Regions from separate parts of the Homo sapiens genome. Here region 2 is linked to region 1. Evidence: read pairs that join two places in POLR2A ChIA-PET (ENCODE). Cell type or tissue: K562. All regions are shown on one strand. Each heading gives the region's core, and the rest is flanking DNA. Links, peaks and the distances in the headings are about the cores only.

What was found. ChIA-PET counts read pairs that join two places held together with the same protein. Peaks named below come from ENCODE experiments on the same cell type or tissue, not always from the same donor. Only the 100,000 strongest peaks of a DNase experiment are listed, where the experiment ranks them.
Region 2: POLR2A ChIA-PET joins it to region 1 with 5 read pairs; 2 of 35 experiments call an interaction of 5 or more read pairs at or near these places.

The regions. Positions count from the first base shown.
Region 1 is chr1:171,775,901-171,778,824 of GRCh38, forward strand. No RefSeq gene overlaps it. Among named protein-coding and RNA genes, the nearest start is that of METTL13, 4.3 kb to the right of the region's middle. In K562, for the core only: no CTCF peak of the experiment used is centred there; a DNase peak (open chromatin) is centred at 1,719.
Region 2 is chr1:171,559,549-171,562,472 of GRCh38, forward strand. PRRC2C (proline rich coiled-coil 2C) reads left to right here. Exons shown (of 35, transcript NM_001387844.1): 20 at 1,470-1,555. Among named protein-coding and RNA genes, the nearest start is that of MYOCOS, 61 kb to the right of the region's middle. In K562, for the core only: no CTCF peak of the experiment used is centred there; no DNase peak of the experiment used is centred there.

The DNA of each region.
Region 1 (2,924 bases), core at 267-2,766:
TGCTAGAGTGTAGGAGAAAAACAAAATGTTTTTCAAGTTTTTCTTTTCCTGCAAAGAAACTGAAGTTTGGAATAAAATTATGAAGAAAACAGTCTAATAGCTTACCCTTGTGGTTTTTCCCAGTATCCAGGCTGTAGAAAACAAAGACAGTCAAAAGGAGGCTTTGTGAGCCCCCTCATATAGGGGTCAAATGTATTCATGCACAGCCTGTTAACCTTGGCATCATTCCTTCATCTCCCCAGTCTTGCAGCTTTCAAAATGTTATTGCCTACTGGCCCCAAAGGCAAACAACTTGCAATGTATAATATGCCCTATATTAATGCCTTGCAGTCCATGCATATGAGGAAACCAATCCATCAACAGACGCCCTTAGTGACAGAGTAGGAAACTACTGCACAAAGAAAATCCTGGGAATCAAATACAATACCAGAGGCAGTCACGGCTCAATTCGCTCAGTCATATATAACTTTTTTTTTTCACTTACTTGTAATCAATTGGAATTTTGCCTTAATTATATATGTATAGGTATATATATTTAAGAAAGCAGTGTGTAATCATCTATGTTGAAACGAATTTGTTAATCTTGTACAAGGCTGGCACATTCACCCAAAGGGATTCTCTGCCAATGTGAAAATTAACTCTGTAGCTCTGAGCCTCTCCTTCCCATGGATTCAGTGTATGAGAAAAATTCTTGGCCAATCACAAGTGCTATACAAACTAAAAAATACTATGATGCACTGGGCATGGTGGCTTACACCTGTAATCCTACCGCTTTGAGAGACTGAGGTGGGAGGATCCCTTGAAGTCAGCAGTTTGAGACCAGCCTGGGCAACATAGGGAGAGCCTGTCTCTACAAAAATATATATTTTTTTAAATTAGCCAGGCATGGAGGCTCGTACCTGTAGTCCCAGCTACTTGGGAGACTGAGGTGGAAGGATCACTTGAGCCCATGAAGTCGAGGCTGCAGTAAGCTGTGACTGCACCACTGCACTCCAGCCTGGGTGACACAGTGAGACCCTGTCTTATATAAACAAACAAACAAACAAATAAATAAATAAATAAGTAGCTATTATCATCATCCCAATCTTAGGAATCCAATATCAGCTTGATAGTCACTTTTCAGGTCAACAATATCGTCAAGAAAAGTGTTGACACTCAGCTAATAAAATGGCAGAATGTTACCCTAGGATGTTATTGTGTCTGCCTTCTATTATCCCAAGATACAGGAGAACATTCATTTTTAAACTTCTCAAATGTGGAAAACAAACCCATTTGCTAAGATGATTTCCAATTTGAAATAGTTTCCAGCATTATATGAGCCACTCCCTGTACACCAAAGAGACATTCCCTTTACTTAATTTTATATCCCACTCGTGAAACATTTTCATGTGTTGGACCTACCAACTCCAACTGGATACCACTGACAGGAAGTGAGAAGGGTATGAGCCCTGGGGTAGGCATGCAGGGTGGGGAGACTGGCTTTTAGCTCTGGCTCTGGTTTTTACTGGAGTGATAACCTCTAAATTCTTTTCTAGCAACAGTTCTACAAATAATACCCCTTTCTCCTTCCCCGTTTCTTTCTACAGACTATTTCTTCAGTCATCCAGAGGCCGATGTAGGAGTCATTTATGAGTCCCTCAGTCTTTTATTCCCCCTATTCAATCAGTCATCAAGTGCCTCAGTCTTTCCTGAGAACATCTCTCAGATCAGGTCTTTCTGTCATGACTCTGCTTCTCTGTTGACTTCCTGTGGCCTGACAGGCTGAAGCTAAATATGTGGAATAGAAGACTCCTCAAAACCTGCCCTTTACCTCAGCCTCTAGTTGTATCTTCTGCTGCTTTCTCCCCACTGTGACCTTCTGCCCCAACCACACATACTCTCTCTCTCTCTTTCTCTCTTCTGTTTATGTTCCGTATTAGTTTCCTATCACTACTGTAACAAATTACCAAAAACTAGTACTATATGCAATACAAATTTATTATCTTACAGTTGGATCAGTCAGAAGTCTGACAAGTCTCAATAAATTAAAATCAAGGTGTCAATAGGGCCGTATTTCTTCTGGAGGCTCTACAGGAGAATTCATTTCTTTTCCTTTTCCAGGTTCTAGAGGTCACCGCCTTTCCTTGGTTCATGGCTGCTTTCCTTCATCTTCAAAGCCAGAAACATTGGGCCAAGCCCTTCTGTCTCTCCCTCTTCTACTTTAAAAGACCCTTGTGGCCCAGCCTGGCCAACATGGTGAGACTACTAAAAATACAAAAATCAGCTGGGTGTGTGCACGCCTGTAATCCGTAGCTACTCAAGAGGCTGAGGCAGGAGAATTGCTTGAACCTGGGAGGCGGAGGTTGCAGTGAGCCAAGATCGTGCCACTGCACTCCAGACTGGGCAACAGAGTAAGACTCCGTCTCAAAAAAAAAAAAAAAAAAAAAGAAAGAAAATGAAAAAGGACCCTGTGATTACATTGAGCTCAGTTAGATAATCTTGCTATGTCAGCTGATTAGCATCCTTAATTGCATCTACAACCTTAATTCTTCTTTGCCTTGTAACCTGTTACCTTCACAGTTTCGGTTCAGGGGATTAGGAGGTAGACATCTTTAGGGGAGCATTATTTTGCCTCTCTCATCCTCTGCCTCCCAAATTGTCAGAGATGCTTTTTATTCCCTCTTTATTATTTTACAATTAATCGTAGTAACAATCAATTGAATATTACCACAATTATGAGAATGTTTCAATTAAGTAAGTTTGACTGTAAATTATATATCCAGAGGTCTGGATTTATATTTTTAGGAAAAAACTCCACAATACTGAATGGCTTTATCTAAATTTAGCTTGCATTTTAAATCATATTTTTAACCACTCTGGGGATCCTAATAAAACACAAAGCATTTTAACATCTTATTGGTTTAAATTAACTAAGTATACTAATG
Region 2 (2,924 bases), core at 222-2,721, 220 kb before region 1:
TTCACTCTTGTCACCTAGGCTGGAGTGCAGTGGCTCAATCTCAGCTCACTGCAACCTCCGCCTCCCGGATTCAAGCAATTCCCCTGCCTCAGCCTCCTGAGTATCTGGGACTACAGGCACACGTCACCATGCCTGGCTAATTTTGTATTTTTCATAGAGACGGGGTTTTGCCATGTTGGCCAGGCTGGTCTCGAACCCCTGACTTCAGGTGATCCACCCACCTCGGCCTCCCAAAGTGCTGGGATTACAGGTGTGAGCCACCATGCCTGGCCCATACCTATTATTTTTAAGCCCACTGTTGAGACCTACTGCTCAGGGGGAAAAATGCTCAAAAGCTTTCCTTCAAAATATAAGCTTGTTGACAGGGCACCTAGTCACCCTAGAGTTGTGATGAAGATATACAGGAAGATTTATGTTGTTTTCATGCCTTCCAACATGGCATCCATTCTGCAGCCCATGGATCAAGGAGTATTTTGACTTTCAAGACTTGTTATTTAAGAAATACATTTTCTAAGGCTGCAACCTCCATACACAGTGATTCTTCTGATGGATCTGGGCAAAGAAATTTGAAAACCATGTGGAAAGGATTTACCATTCTAGACTCCTTTAAGAACATTAGTGATTCATGGGAGGATGTCAGAATATCAACATTAACAGGGGTTTGGAAGAAGTTGATTGTAACCCTCATGGATGACTTGGAGGAATTCAAGACATCAGTGGAGGAAATAACTCTGACGCAAAGAAAGTTGTTTTTTGTGATGGAATCTCCTGGTGAAGATGCTGTGGACATTGTTGAAATGACAGCAAAGGATCTAGAATATTACATAAACTTAGTTGATTAAACAATGGGATTTGACTCCAGTTTTGAAAGAAGTTCTACCATATGGGTAAACAGTATCACATGCTACAGAGAATTCATGAAAGGAATAGTCAGTTGATGTTACAGACTTCATTGTTGTCTTATTTTAAGTAACTGCCACAGCCATGCTAGCTTTCAGCAAACACCATCCTAGTCAGTTAGCAGCCATCAACATCTCCACTGGCAAGATTCCACCAGCAAAAAAAGTACAATTCAAAGGCTAAGATGATGATTAGCTTCCTTTTTAGCGGTAGTTTTTTTAAAATTAAAAAGTATACATCTTTTTTAAGACATGATGCTATTACCTATTAGACTGTAGTATAATGTAAACATAACTTTTGATATGCACTTGGAAACCAGAAAATTAGTGTGATTTGCTTTATTGCAATACTTGCTTTATTGCAGTGGTCTGGAACTGAACCCACAATGTTTCTGGGGTATGCCTGTATGTTGATACATAATAATCTTTGTAAGTCTGATTTGAAAAGTGATTGTTTTATTCCCTGGCTAGTAATAGCTACACAGTAGGAGATTAAGGAAAGGGTTAAATGGGTTAGAGATTATTAGACTCTAAATCTTAATCATGTTTTTTATGGCTTCTTCTTTCCAGTAGGTCCCATTAGTCCACCACAGCCACCTTCAGTCAGTGCATGGAATAAGCCCTTAACATCGTTTGGATCAGCTCCTTCATCAGAGGTAAGAATAGGCTTTTAACAGCATAGGTGTGCTGGATTTTCCCTAATACTTCAGTGTGGCCGGGTGTGGTGGCTTACACCTGTAATCCTAGCGTGGTGGGAGGGTTACTTGAGTCCGGGAGTTTGAGACCAGCCTGGGCAACATAGTGAGACCCGCCTGGGCAATGTAGGAAGACCCTGTCTCTACATACAGAATAAAAAATAGCCAGTTGTGGTGGCATGTGCTTGTAGTCTCAGCTACTCTGGAGCTGAGGTTGGACTGTCACTTGAGCCTGGGAGGTCAAGGCTACAGTAAAGTCATAACTGTGCCACTGTACTCCAGCCTAGGTGATAGAGCAAGACCCCACCTGGAAAGCAAAACAATGCTTATAGCATGCCTCAGAATTAACTTGGAGGGCAATTAAAACAGATTGCTGAGCCCCATGTCCATAGTTCATGACTTATTAGGTCTGGGTTGAGGTTTGAATAAATGCTAACAATTTCCCAAGTGATACTCTTGCTGCTACATCTTTACATTTATAAGGTGTGTCTCACTTTTAGACATTAAACACTTATTTTCAATTTAGTCTCAAGAAAGATCTTAATGAAACAGAAAATAAAAGTGCAATTATTGTTTTCTGGACTTTTCTCCCATGTTTCTATCTTGAGGACTTAAGTAGTATAAGTATTTAGAAACTGTTTATAGCAGATAGTTATTCTAACATAATTTCTCAAATGTGATATTGGTAAATGACTGTTGGGGGTCAGTGATTCTTCATTCATTCATTGAATGAACATTTACTAAGCACTCACAGTATTCTAGGTAGTGTTCTAACCTGCGGGCTTACAAAACTGGGACTAAAAACAGTCAAAAAGCCCTACTGTCATGGGACTTCCATTGTCCTGTGAGGAGAAACCACTAATAAAAAAACATCGTGATCAGCACTGTGGAGAAAAACGAAGCAGGAAAGGTACATAAGGAATTTTCCAAGGTTCACAAAGACAGTTTAATATAGGGTGACCACGAAAGCCTACTTAGATAATGCTTGAGTTAAAGACTTGAAGGATATAAGAGAGTATGCTATTCAAATGTCTGAGGAAAAGAGATTCCAGGTTCAGATAATAGCAAATATGAATGCCATGAGACAGGAGCACACTTGGTTTGTTTGAGGAAGTTCAGGGAAGTCCATGTAGCTGGAATGAAGTAAGAGATGGAAAGAGAATAGATGAAGTTGGAAGTCACACCTGAGTAGCAGGTGGATCCTGTAGGGCCTATGGAAGAGGTGGGAAGACACTGAAGGGTTTTGAGCAAGGAGCAACAGGATCTGACTTTTCAAATTATTCTGGGTTGTCTGTGAAAAATAATTCATAGGTGGCAAGAGTAGAAGTTA